Linked DNA regions of Mus musculus: region 2 is linked to region 1. The links are chromatin contacts, found by Hi-C or POLR2A ChIA-PET in ENCODE. All regions are on one chromosome and are shown on one strand. Each heading gives the region's core, a stretch centred on a gene start or an enhancer-like site at or near the end of the contact. The rest is flanking DNA. Distances are from core to core; before and after follow the strand shown.

Region 1 (7,058 bases), core at 1,393-3,892:
AATTAGTCTCTTCCCTATGGACAAGTAACTCGGATGGAACTTTACATCCAAGGCACTAAATCCACAGCTGGCTGGAAGTGACCCAGCCAGTTCAGCCCTAAACAGATTCAACAGGCTTGGAGACCCCGAGAGGACACTTGGTGATTTTCCTAGTTGAGCGAGCCCTCTTCCAGCCTGCTTTGAAGCCATTTTTGGAGCTCTTTCTTTTCGGGCGGTCTCGGCTTTCTACAGAGGGCACTCTATTACCATATACCAGTCTTTGTTGAAAGATGCTCACTTTCCTAAAACAGACAATAGGCGGGACAGGTTTAAGCAGTCCAGGCCCAAGGACAGGCAGGGAAGCTCACCCTCCCCTCCCAGGTAATTTCAGACAGTGGGAGGCAGGGCTGTGGAGGCTTGCAGCCGAGGGAGGGGCAAGAGGAGAGAGCAAGCAGCTTTTGTTCTTCAGCCCCAACTGAAGCCCGCCTGCTAACTGTACAAGTTAGCAACGGAGCTGGCCCCTGGTCCCTAAGGAAGTAAAGAAATGGGGCGGTGCGGTTCATATCCTCAAGGGTCTGCCCCCTTCCCAGACCCAGTGCCGAGGAAGCCTAAAAAAGGGAAAAGGAGCCAGGACAACCTTAGCAGTCTCAGCTCTCCCAATGAGAAACTCGAAATCGGTCTCAGCAAAGTTTCCTCTCCAACACGTCACCGTTCATCGTTTCCATGAGTCGGGGGGATTGACTTGGGGAACCCACGCTCTTTGGGCTGGGGACCTCGCATCTGGGGAAGGGGACACCCAAGAGGGTGGAGCCTGAATGGGAAGCTAGTCGTCAGCCTTCCTCCCCACCCACGGAAACCCAGTTTTGCATTCCCGCACCCCGGAGCCACACAAAACCAAACTACCCTCATTGAGGTGCTATTGGAGCGGAATGCCTCCCACGGGGGTCTAGATCTGTCAGCCACGTCAAGGGGTGACAGAGGTCTTGAGAAGATCCCTAAGTTTTCCCCAGAGCTCAGTTAAACTGTCCCCCAACTCAGAGCGCCCACACTCTGACTGTCCCAGGGTGGAAAGGAGCAAGGAGGCCTACTTAACCAAGTACCCGGGGTCTTCATGAGTTCCGTATGTTTCGGGGTCTCTCACAGAATAACATCCACCCAACTCTCTAAGGTAGGAAGCGCGGAGAAACCCCGTGAGGAAGCGTGTTTGGCGGCAGCTGCTATAACCGTGTTCCGTTGGAACTGCAGTCGCGGTCTAGGTCTGAAAGAATGTGGAGTAACAAACTCGAGGAAGCTCCCGGGCATGCGCACCAGCGCCCCCTTCCCCCCGCCCGCTTCTCCAAGCGATTAACTTCTGTTTTGAACCACTCCACATAAATCACAACAAAAAAAGCCAACTCCAGTCCACGACTGGAACACTCGAGGGACCTCCCAGTCAGGGACTCCAAAGTTAGCTTCAAAAGGGACTTCACAGTCTTTGACCTTTTGGGTTTTTTTTTTCCCCCCTTCCTCCCCAGTGTGTTTTGTTTTTAAACCAGACTGACGGCAAGTTTTAGTTGTAAAGCTTTGGTGGAAACAATGACAGCCTCGCTTTTTGCACTTACAACCAAGCCTGCTTGTCACACTTGGACAGTTTTCGACTGCATGGTACTTGTGTTCTAACAGCACACGCGGTCCTAAATTCATCGTGGGAAAACTTTCAGAAACTAGTAAAAATTTTAAAGTCCATCTTTCCAAAGCTATGCTCGCCCTAGGGCGATATGTGTGGGGGTCCCGGATCACATTCCTTTGATAGTGAAAAACACATCTCTTTAAAAAAAAAAAAAAAAAAAACATTGCCAGGATCCGGCGAGGAGTGAGAGAACACCCGGAACTACAAACTTTTAGACAAAAGGTAAGGCGACTGGAATTCGCCAAGGACCCCCCACAGGGAAAAGCGAGGTGCCAGGGTCTCCTAGAACATCAACCGCAAAGCCCTGCCCCAGAAACGGCACTAGAAACCACGCGGCGCCTGGGCCGAGCATGGGGTGTCAGGAAGACAATGAAACTTGGAGGCGTACAAACAAGGCGCTGAGCGTGGTTCTTGACAACGTGCCAACAGCGTGGCGCGGCTCAGCCTCCCCACAACAGCCCCTCGGGTTGTGTCTAGAAGGAAAAGAACACCAACTGCCATCAGAGACACAGCCTCAACAAAGAGAACAGCCACCAATCCAGCCGGGGAGCCACTGGTCCGAAAAGTCCCATCAAGTCAGTGTTCTCCCGATCCGGCGCGGCCCGCACATGTCCCGCACTGGTGCCCCGGGCGCTCACAGCCCGCCGCCACCTTACCCTTCTTGCTTTTCATTCTGGAACTCGAGTCCCAGTGAGAGGTGAAGCTGGGGTTTCTAGGAGCCAGCAGCCGTGGAGTGGCGGGAGGGTAGTCGATGATCCTCCTCCTATACTAGTGCTCCGGTAACTTACAAGAGAGTGTTCCAACCACTATTGCTAAACAAGGTGCTCCGGTCTCAGGCGCTGGCTTCTGGGTTGGAATTCAAGTGACACTTGGGCTTCCTCCAGTCGGGATCTTCTGGCAGCCAGCCGGGGGTTCTCCCTGGCCCAATTCCCTCCCTCCCTACTCAGCTCCTTTGTTTCCCGCTCCACTCGGCGCACCTCGGCGCTGTCAGAGTGAGAGAGCAGAGGGAAGGTACAGGAGGTCCTGCCTCCGCCCCCAACCGCCCGCCCCGTCCCCCGCCCGCCCCGCCGCGCTCCTCTGCCCCTCCCCCGCACCTTCCAGCTCCACAACCCTGGGCCTGGGGGCCGAGATCACCCGTCCCTCTACGCGCTGGCGGAACCCAGAAGCAGGGTCATGCCTGCCTGCCCGTGGCGAGAGCACCATCTCCATCCCTCAGCTCTCAGCGGCCACACTGGTTTCTCTTTTGGGGCCTTTCCTCCCCGGGCTAGCGAAGAGTGCATTTAGTTTGTAAAGGATGGAGAGAGGTTTAAGGACATCTCCTCTGTCCACCCCAGAGAAGAAAAGACACCCCCATCCTTGTTTTTGACAGCTGCCCCAAACTTCACTGTCTCTGCTCCAGCCGCCGGAGGCAGCAGCTTCTGATTCAAGGGGTGGGGCACCGAAGGAAAAGTATTCCAGACAAGAATCAACTTCTTCCAGAAGGCGCAGCTGCCATTGACACGCGGGCGCGGCACAGCGCACCCTCCTCCTCGTGGACTCTTCTGCCAACAGCGACAGTGGGGGTGGGGGGAGGCAGACATAGTCACCGTGGGCAAATGTCTATTCCCCCGGGCTAAAGCTCTGAGTTCCGGATTGGATTGCAAGGCAGTTTCGAAATCTAACACGTTGCGAATAGACACTTGTCATGCTCACATGCTCTTTAAACGTCTGGGCTAGGGGGACGGCCAGAGCGCGCGTGTGCCCCACTGCGACTCCCCCACCCCCACGCGCCTTTTTAAAAAGATGGGGGACTACGCCGGGACTGCTCATCTGTTTCAGTAAACAGTGTCTACTTTGTGTGCTAATATCCCACCAGAGGACACCCTTCAGTATTTCAAACAGAAACTAGCCATTAAATAAACACTCATTCCTATTGGTTTATTTTGCTTGAGAGGGGAGCTCCAAAGAGTTGAACGAAGAATCGAGAATCGTCCCCTCCCCAAATACAAGCCAGATGCTGTTATGGCTGACTTCGAGACGCGCACGCCCGCACTTCTGGGTCTAGTTTTCACCTATGCCCGGTTGTTTAAAAAAAAAAAAAAAAAAAAAAAAAAAAAAAGCAAAGAAAAGCAACTGTCACATGTCACAGAAGACTTTCCCCATAGAGGGGGGGAAAAACCCCAAACGTAAATAAGCTGAGCAGCGACGTCACCGCCGGTGTCTGTCTCCAGTTTCGGCTTTGTGGCTGTTCTGGTTTTGTGACCTCGGTGGAGATCCGGCAGGAGGAGACAGACCCGTAAAAACAAGGTTAAAGCCGAGCCACAGTAAGGCGGCCACAGGATGACCCGCTAGACTTTGGAACCTGTTTATGATTATGTTGGAAATTAAAGCAAGCCTCCGCCGCGCCCCCTCCGAGGAGCGCGTTAAAACCCCGAGTCAAAAAAGAAGCTTGGGTGGTTTTTCCAAAATGAACCAACTGGAGGAAGAGTCACAGTAAGCAGGCAGGAACCTTAAAATGACCCTCCCCCTTCCCTAAATCCTGTGGTTTGCAGAGTGCTCCCTAAGTGAGCACACGCGGGCATCAGCGCAGGAGGCGGTTGCACGACAGTGTCCAGGGAGAACCCAACGGCTGGCAAGCCCCCTCTGCAAACCGCCCTGGCGCAGCGCTTTCCGGGACCCGGCAGGGGATGACTCAGCTGCTGCGCCCCGGTGCGGGACTCATGTGGTGCGGGAGGGGGCCACGGAGGGCCCAGCCGCCGGTTGAGGGCCGCCTCGCTCTGGGTTTTTGGTGTTTGTGGCTGGGATTGGTGGCTCACATCCGCCGGGGACTCGGGAGAGGAGGGAGAACAGACTCGGGGAGGAGGAGCTGGACCGAGTGAGTGGCAGGAGCCGGGTCCGGACCCGGCGGTGACTGCCTTGTCATTTTGTTTGCTAACTTGGACAGCGGCTTCAGGGTCCACCCCACGGAACCCGCCTCGGGTCCGCTAAGCCCAACCCACGGCGGCTCGAGGCCAGAGCGTTCTTTCCCGGCGGTTACCCGCGGCCACGCGGTGGCTCTCATTATGTACACAAAGGTAGCTTTTCTTTTCTCCCAAGTCAGCCTGGCTAATGAATGCGATTCTCCGGCCGCACTGATGGAAACCGGGTTTACAAGGTTTGAAAACAAACTTTACGGGGCGAGCGGGAGCAGAGAGAGAGAGTAGAAGCCTCTTTCAAACTAGGACGGGAGGAAAACGCAGAATTAAAAACTCACCGTGACGCGAAGGCCAGCTGAACTCCGCCAGTGCACACCTTCTGCTCGCATAAATCTTTTCGAGGCAGTTAAGAAGTCGGAGCGCGCTGGCGGAATTCTGAGATCAGCTGAAGCCCTACGGTGCCCCTCCCCCACCCCCTCCCCCACCCTTAAGGCTGGAGCCAAGCTCGGTAGCAGCCTTGCGTTCCTGCAGGACTGGTGCACCCGGGCTTTACAACTCCAGAAAAGGGAAACGGCCCCCCAGCGCGAGTTCATAACATCCGCAATATTTTCTATCCGCTGTCTGCGCGGCGGAAAAACAAGGTTCAGTTCTGGCTGTGTCAGGGCGTCTCCGTGTAACTGATTCAAGCGACTTCGGGTTAGTTGTCGTTGCCACGTGTTACTTTACTGAACTCTTATGCCTCATAATCAAATTATCTAAGTTGTCCTGTTTTCGTGTGTGTGTGTGTGTGTGTGTGTGTGTGTGTGGTGTTTTGTTTTGTTGGTTTTCTTTGCGATGTCTTAAGGTAAGCAGAGCTGTTTAAAAGGTAAACTTACTTTGTGGTCTCGAATGGCACAAACTTGGGAAGGCTGAGAGAAGAGCCCGGTGGCAATAAGTGTAGTTAGTTATTATTATTGGCTCCAGGTCTGTCAAAGGCCTGAGGGGAGGTGTTTGTTTCATCTGGACAATCGATTAGGTATGATTCCTGTCAGGTGCCGGGCCTGGTGGGCCTCACCCAGTCATTGGATCTCTTTCCCTGGAAGGCCAGCTAGTGCAGATATTTATAAAATATGCAGGCTGCTGGGCTTCCAACACTGCACGAGGGACCTGTAATCAGCTTGTCATCTCAGCTCTGAGGAGCTCTGGCTGCTCAAGGTGAGAGCTAACCATTGTCTTCACAAGGGCTGGTCCCGGCCATCTTGTGGTGAGTTTATCAACATTCCCTTGTTCAGTTTTAAGTAGCTGGCACTACTGATCACTTTCTCCACGTCAACACAGCCCCCTACCCTTTGTTTTGTTTTGAAGTGGAAGTCACTTTTCTTTCCCTAGGTGATGTGGGCTGAAGTTCCCTGGAAAAGACACACTGAGGCTGATCTACCCGGTGATTGCCTGATTAGGGCCTCCTGGTTGGGGTGAGTTGGAATGATACAGATCCAGAGGCAGATCATCCTGATCTATCGATCTATCGAAAGTCTCCCTCCTAGCCATTTATTACCTGTCTATCTGGCCTACCCTTTTTTTGACTCTCAATTAAAAATCTTGAGACCTCATCCATGTATTATTTGGTAAATGCGTTCATTTTTAGCTTAGTTTATGATTAACAGTTCATATGCTAACTTCCATGGTGTGGGACATAGACATAACAGTTCATATGATAACTTCCATGGTGGGACATGTCTGGAGTCTACCCAAATCTGGGTTCCCTGGGCCACAATCACTTTCATATTTGGCTCAGGATAAATGATCTCTTACTGTCTTTGGGATGAGAGCTGTGGTTTTTGTTTGACAATGGCCTTATTGAACTCAGTCTTTATCCCCTTTATTTTTTTCTTTCTTTCTTTCTTTCTTTCTTCCTTTCTTTTTTTTTTTTTTTGATTTTTCGAGACAGGGTTTCTCGGTGTAGCCCTGGCTAACCTGGAACTCACTCTGTAGACCAGGCTGGCCTCGAATTCAGAAATCCACCTGCCTCTGCCTCCCGAGTGCTGGGATTAAAGGCGTGCGCCACCACTGCCCAGCTCCCTTTATTTTCAATATCTTGTATCTTCATGTATGTGCCTCAGACTTTCTGAAACATTTAAATGCTCCCATTTAATATCCAAATTAGTCATATACGCTATATTTTTCTTAAAGTCAACATAACTTGAACACATTCAAATGTGCCATAGCTAAACAGCACAAAGCAAGATGTTGGGCACAGACTACCTGGCTCTCAGGGAATCTGTCATAGAAGGTCACACTGATAATGAAGGCAGAGATTGGCCTTAGACATCAGAGACACCAAGATCCAGATATCGCCAAGGTAACCTCCAAATGTCCTTCCTTAGTTAAAATCCCGCTCTTTCCTATAGAGTCTTTCTAACCCTGAAGCTGCTGGCTTCCTTTTGGTCTATCTCTTAGATGAAAATGAGTTGCACCTAATTCTTAGATTTTTTTTTAAAAGATTTATTTATTTATTATATGTAAGTACACTGTAGCTG
Region 2 (7,058 bases), core at 2,730-5,229, 770 kb after region 1:
TTTTTTTTTTGTTTGTTTGTTTGTTTTGTTTTGTTTTTTTCCTTAGAAGGCTGCTAGTCACTGGGTTTAGGAACTACTTCAGATAAAATTATTTTGAGATTCTTAACCAGATTACATATGCAAAGCCTAAGGCCACACCTACAGTTAACAGCATTAGAACTCAGACGCGTGCTTTTTGGTGACACTATTCAATTCACCACTATATCCATGTGGAGATGCTGAATACGGAATTGAAAATTTAAGTTCGGGGGCGGTGGGAGACAAAGTTTGGAGGCATACAAACATTTGACCACTAGCACGTGAATGGTGGCTAAGCTTTATGGAGGAAGAAAAAAAGCCCCAAGGAACTGTGATGCCAGAAAGTGGAGGAAATGAGGAACATGCTAAACTGAAGGCAAGAAATCAAAGGGGAGGCAGTGAGTGTGAGGTTATGGAGGACGGACTTGCTAACATGATGGACTCTTATATTGTATCAGAGGTTAGGCTTCCTAGATGGACACTTACATTGTATCGGAGGTTGGGCTTCCTAACGATGGACTCTTACTTTGTATCGGAGGTCTTTCAGACCTTCACTGTAGCTTCCCAGAGAAGGGAGGGTGGAAAGCTCTGCTGGAGGGAGGAAAGTAACCAATACTTCTGTTTGTCCGCATGGTTCAGGAACCGCCATATAAAACCAGATCCACTGAATCTAATAGAAGAGAGAGTGGGGAGAAGTCTCGAACATACGGGCACAGGGGACATTTTGCTAAACAGAACACCAATGGCTTATTCCCTAAGATCAAGAATCAACAAATGGGACCTCATAAAATTGCAAAGCTTCTGTAAGGCAAAGGACGCCGTCAATAGGACAAAACAGCAACCCACCATTTGGGAAAAGATCTTTACCAACCCTACATCTGATAGAAGGCTAATATCCAATATATACAAAGAACTCAAGACATTAGACTCCAAAGAACCAAATAACCCAATTAAAAAATAGGGGTACAGAGCTAAACAGAATTCTCAGCTGAAGAATCACACATAGCTGAGAAGCATTTAAAGAAATGTTCAACATCCTTAGTCATCAGGGAAATGCAAATCAAAATGACCCCGAGATTCCACCTCTTACCAGTGAGAATGGCTAAGATAAGAAAAACTCAGGTGTCAGCAGATGCTGTCGAGGATGTGGAGAAAGAGGAAGACTCCTTCATTGCTGGTGGGATTGCAAGTTGGTACAACCACTCTGGAAATCAGTCTGGCAGTTCCTCAGAAAATTGGACATAGTGAAAGATCCTGACAGAATGTAAAAGGTCACAGAAGCCCTGAAATTGGCAAGATAGATTTCATTGCTAGCAGAACTAGCTTCACTGATTTAGAAAAATAGAGGTGCACAATGCTCTGGCCACTCCTTGAACCCGTGTGTCTGCCAATGTTTTGACTGTTCTTTGAACCCATGTGTGTGCCCACTGATGAAGCCCATTGCCAGGTGTTTGTGATATTGGCTGCTGGGGAAGAGTCGGAAAAATCTCCCCCAGCAACCACAGCCAGGCCAATCCGGAGTTGTTACACCTGCACCAGACTCTTTCCTTGTACCCCTCCCATACCCATTGATAGACATTGTTTAGATCTGGAAATCTCCTACTCTCCCTTTTCCTTTCTCCCCTGAGGGCCTATAAAAACTGGGACCTCTTTCCCGTGGAGGTGACTCCTCTACCCCTGTGTGGGATATGAGTCGTCCCCAGAGCTCTGGCTTTCCCCAAATAAAGCCTAATGTGGTTTGCATCAAGTTTGTTCTCTTGTGAGTTCTTATGTGTCCGCTATTGTCCCGAGGCCTGAGCGAGGGGCTCCTCTCGGAGTCTTTCAATAATAGTACTACCTGAGGACCCAGCTATACCACTCCTGGGCATATACCCAAAAAATGCTCCAACGTATAACAAGGACATATGCTCCACTATGTTCATAGCAGCCTTATTTATTATAGCCAGAAGAAACTGGAAACAACCCAGTTGTTCCTCAAGAGAGGAAAAGATACAGAAAATATGGTACATTTACACAATGGAGTACTACTCAGCCATTAAAAAACAATGACTTCATGAAATTCACAGGCAAATGATTGGAACTAGAAAATATCACCCTGAGTGAGGTAACACAGTCACAAAAGAACACACATGGTATATACTCATTGATAAGTGGATATTAGGAAAAAAGCCCAGAATACCCATGATATGACTTACAGACCATATGAAGGTCAAGAAGAACGAAGACCAAAGTGTGGATGCTTCAGTCCTACTTAGAAGGGGGAACAAAATAATCATGGGAGGTAGAGGGTGAGTGAGACTTGGGAGGAATGTAGGAGGGGAAGAGGAAAAGAGGGGGGGTGCAGGAACAGGTGTGGGAGGAGCAGGGGAGATCTATAGAGGGTAAGGAAATTGAACATAGGCATGTAGCAACGGGGATGGGTAGCTAACAGAAAGTCCCAGACGCTAGGAAAGCAAGAGGTTTACAGGACCCAAGGGGGATGACTTTAGCTGAATTACCCAACAAAGGGGAGAGAGAACCTGTATCCAGAGGTTAGGCACGGTCCCTGGTTGAGAGATGGGGCCATTAACCCTTCTCAAAATTTTAACCCAGAATTGCTCCTGTTTAAAGGAAATACATGGACAAAGAGTGGAGCAGAGACTAAAGGAAAGGCCTTCCAGAGACTGCCCCACCTGGAGATCCATCCCATATACAGCCACCAAACCTAAATACTATTGCTGATGCCAGGAAGTGCTTGCTGATAGGAGCCTGATATGGATGTCTCCTGAGAGGCTCTTGCAGCCCCATTGGAAGAACAACATCAACCAACCAGTACCATCAGAGCTCCCAGAGACTAAACCATCAACCAAAGAGTACACAGGAGGGACCCATGGCTCCAGCTGCATATGTAGCAGAGGATGGCCTTGTTTGTCGTCAAAGGGAGTGGAGGCCCTTGGTCCTGTGAAGACATGATGCCCCGGCGTAGGGGAATGCTAGAGTGGTGGGGCGGGAGTGTGCATGTGGGTGAGGAAGCAGCCTGGGGGAGGTGGGTAGGATGGGGGTTCTAGGAGAGGAAACCCGGGGGGGGGGTAACATTTGAAATTTAAATAAACAAAATAACCAATAATTAAAAAAAAAGAACCAATAAAATAAGGAAAAAATTTCTTCTATCTATCTATCATTTATCTTTTGGAGACAGTTTCCCTATAGTCCTCGATGTTATAGAATTCAGTTTCTAGACCGTGCCTGCGTCTGCCTCAGATAGAGTGCTGGGATTAAAAGGCACACATCCAGATGGGAATATATGTTTGGTTTCTCTTTTCTTTTTTTTTTTTTTTCTTTTGTGTGTGTGTGTGTGTGTGTGTGTGTGTTGTTTTTTGTTTTTTGAGACAGGGTTTCTCTGTATAGCCCTGGCTGTCCTGGAACTCACTCTGTAGACCAGGCTGGCCTCGAACTCAAAAATCCGCCTGCCTCTGCCTCCCAAGTGCTGGGATTAAAGGCGTGAGGCACCACCGCCCGGATTCTTTATTTACACCCAACTTGACCTCCTCTCTTGTCCAATAGTATCTCTGTGTGTTAACACAGATAAAAGAGGCATCTTGTTTCTTCAAGCCCCAACTCTAACTTTGATAGAACTATGATTGGATAATTATTGTACGTACATGGCCACGTCCTCGAAGAGACTAAAGAAACATGGAAACAGCTGTTACAATCTCGGAGATGTAAGTAAATATTTCTTTTAAACATTTCGTCTAGTTGTTTCATAGGACGTAGTTTTAAAAGAAGGATCTGGCTCGGTAGTATGCAAATCACTTCCCCTCGCGCTTCCTTCGCAGGACAAGTTAAGAAGGACCCCACTGAGCCACCGTCCACAGGGTGGGCCCGGCTAAACGCTGGCCTGCGTCACGACCAGCCACTTCTTGGGCTCTCAGCGTTCCCTCCGCCCCACTTCCTCCCTGCAGGCCCCACCCCGCGCCGGTGCGCCTGCGCCCGGGCGAACACGTGGCTGCCGCGGAGCCAGAGCAGCAATGGCGGCCGGAGGCGGCGGTAGCTACGACCCCTTGGCCCCGGCGGGGGTCCCCTGCGCCTTCTCGCCGGACAGTCAAGCCTACTTCGCTTTAGCCTCTAGTGACGGTCAGCTGCGAGTATGGGAGACCGCCAACAACCGGCTGCACCAGGAGTACGTGCCTTCCGCGCACCTCAGCGGTACCTGCACCTGCCTGGCCTGGGCGCCAGCACGGCTGCAGGCCAAGGTAGGATGAGCGGGGACGGCGACGGGGACGGGGACCTCCTGCCGGGCTGCGGCATCCCGGGCCGGGCGGCGAGGCGCGTGGCACCCCTGGCGCGCGTGGCCCGGGGCGTCCCGGGAGAGAGGAGGCGCGGAGCCGGGCCGGCGGCGCGCTTGGGCCGGCGCCGCGGCTGCAAAGTGCGGCCTGGCCCGAGGGGGGCTGCGGGAGGGTGCGGCCCGATCCCGCGGTCTCCACGAGGTCTGCACCCCGGCTGCTTCTGGGCCGCCATGTTCATCGAAGCCTCTGCTCCCCCGGGGGGCGGCCTCAGACTTCCCAGGCCTGGGTCCCCATCAGAGCTACCCGGTGCGCACTTTAGGACCGTCTCGCGCTTCCGCATCCCGGACCCCGGTATTGGTTTTGCTTTGGGCACTTGGAATGCGCACGTCTAGGTTAAGTTCCTTCCGGGAGCCCCTTCCCTCGGCTCGGATGCGTGTTCAACACGTGTTCCCTTCTGCCTCTAGGTTGTGGGATTCGTCGTCCCACAAACTCTTTTCCATTTCTAAGTTCCCTTCTTTCTCAGCGGAGGTACAGTGAAATAGAGTAGGGCATATGATGTAGGTCCTGGTGATTTTTTTTTTTTCTCTCGTAGTTGGGAAACTGCTTAGTTAGGGAATCCTTTTCGCTGTCAGGTAAATGCTGCTCACTGTTGACTCACCCGGTTAGATCTCGGCACGCACGTGGTTAGGCAGTCGGCAGGCAAAAATCTGGAACCGGTGTAAAAGGTATCCTAAAATATGTGACGTTTTGCTGTCACTGATGTTAAAGTTGTTGGGATAGCTTACTCCTTCCCATCCCAAGAGTAAACTTTCACATAAATTTATTTTATCTAAGTTGCTATACTCTGTGTGACAGTGGTTAGCTACTTACCGGATTCCAGCTTTTCTTGGTGACAAAGAGCAGATATGAGGCCCTATAAGTCAAACATAATCAGATTTGTGAAAGTTATGTAATTGTCAGCATTAGAGCTGCTGCACTTTTTTTTTTAACTTTATACAGTTTTCTTTTTAACTTAACAGTCCTGTAAAGTGGTGAGAGTACTTACTAACACTCAGAAATACAGAGAGAGCAGTTAGCTAAGTGCTTGTAGCCAGGCTGTAAAAGTAGGAGTCCAGCCTCTGTAATAATTGTGTTTTTTGTTCCCTACTTATAACATGAGGATAATCACTTAGAATAGTGTATAGCGCCTTAAGTGAAGTGCTAATTACTAGTGGTATTAGTATCTTGTATTTTTGTCCTTAGTCCACAAGGTATGTCAAAGCAAGCAATTTCAATAAAGGCCAACAGGAACTAGACTCGGAACTCGTGTCTTTGAAGTTCTTGGTTGTCCTCAACAGATAGTATTAGATACTCATTTCCAATCTTCTATGTCCCAGAACAAAATCCAAATTTCAAAAATAGCGGTTTGGAGATTTTCATCCACTGTGATACAGTAGGGATACAACCATTTTTAAAGGAGCCCAACTTTAACTTTTCAACAAAGCTCCTCAAATTAAAGCAACTTTATGTGACAAGATGACCCGAGTCCTGGTTCCCAAGTGGTGTGCTGGATTGGATGTGCCCAGTGGTTAGCATCCCCAGAGTGCCGGTGCAGTCCCCAGCAAGCCCTGCTTTCAAGTGCCAGTAAGTTTCACTTTCTTTTTATCTATATGTTGCCATTTCTGCTATGCAACTACTAAATGTCTGGGAATTAGTAAACAGACTTAGGCTGGGATGTAGCTCAAAGATAGAAAACTTGCCTAGCATATGAAAGACCCTGGATTGAATCAATAGTACCACAAAATCAGAGCTAGAAAAGCAGTCAGGGCTCAGGAAGCTAAACGGCATGGTTGGTCACTAACAAGCGGTAGCACTAGGATCCCAGCCTAGCCCCTTACACGGTGAACTCCTACCCTTGCACTTCATCATGGATGGCTGCAGAGCTGTCAGTTCCCATCCTGAGCATGTGACTCACGGAAGCAGCATTTTTCCAGTTCAGCGGTAGACTTAACTGGTCTGCTTGGTGCTGGGGTGGGCTTACAGGTCCAGGTAGTGTGTGGCTTAGAGTTTGTGGCAGCCGCTCAAACTCCGCTTTGGGGCTCACTGGATTGTGTGCCCTGGTATTTTAAGTATTCAGATGATCATCATACTAAACCTGTTTTACATTTTTAAGTGTTTAAAGTGTGACACATAAAATGGATGTTATTATAAAGCCCACGTTCCCAGTACATTGGTATGGTTTGGTATGGGATTTAGTAGACATACTATCTTTTTTTTTCCCCCAAATCCTTATTTGTCTCACCTTCAGACCTATTTCTAGAAGCAGTGGCTCCCACTTAAATGGTACTTACTCTGGTGGCATATGTGTTTTGTTTTTTTTTTTTTGTGTTTGTTTGTTTGTTTGTTTGTTTGTTTTCTGTATAGCTGGCTGTCCTGGAACTCACTTTGTAGACCAGGTTGGCCTCAAACTCCGCCTGCCTCTGCCTCCCAAGTGCTGGGATTAAAGGCGTGCGCCACCACTGCCCAGCGTAGACATCTTGCTTCCAGAGCTCTTAGGATTAAATGAGGTAATAACACATAAATGATTGTTATGGTGAGACTTGGTCCATAGTGGTTATTGTTCTGTCTGGACTCCTGTGCTCATGCAGTGCTGTATTGAATGGAATGAAGTCATATTGAGTGTCCTGCCCTTGGTTTAGGAATGGGCAATTTGCTACAAGGACAATGTTTGGTACTCTACCAGTAGAGAAAGGTAAAGTTATACTGTGTTTCTTGAATAATAGGTTGTAGTGGTGT

The links. Hi-C counts contacts between places; a loop is a spot of excess contacts on that map. ChIA-PET counts read pairs that join two places held with the same protein, here RNA polymerase II (POLR2A).
Region 2: a loop to region 1 is called in a map of v-Abl transformed pro-B cells, with 3 times the contacts of the local background. The contact joins the promoter of Wdr43 here to the promoter of Tgif1 in region 1. A Hi-C loop is called at or near these places in 1 of 37 maps with a recorded cell type or tissue (v-Abl transformed pro-B cells). POLR2A ChIA-PET finds 5 or more read pairs at or near these places in 1 of 5 experiments (embryonic stem cell).

The regions. Positions count from the first base shown.
Region 1 is chr17:70,848,568-70,855,625 of GRCm38, forward strand. Tgif1 (TGFB-induced factor homeobox 1) reads right to left here and starts at 2,643. Exons shown (of 3, transcript NM_009372.3): 1 at 2,305-2,643. The coding sequence starts at 2,320. It overlaps Gm36856 (a long non-coding RNA gene), which reads left to right and starts at 4,973. Exons shown (of 2, transcript XR_876932.3): 1 at 4,973-5,238; 2 at 5,658-6,131.
Region 2 is chr17:71,612,236-71,619,293 of GRCm38, forward strand. It overlaps Wdr43 (WD repeat domain 43), which reads left to right and starts at 3,980. Exons shown (of 18, transcript NM_175639.1): 1 at 3,980-4,250. The coding sequence starts at 4,026. It overlaps Gm30091 (a long non-coding RNA gene), which reads right to left and starts at 1,149. Exons shown (of 3, transcript XR_385737.3): 1 at 1,109-1,149; 2 at 505-688.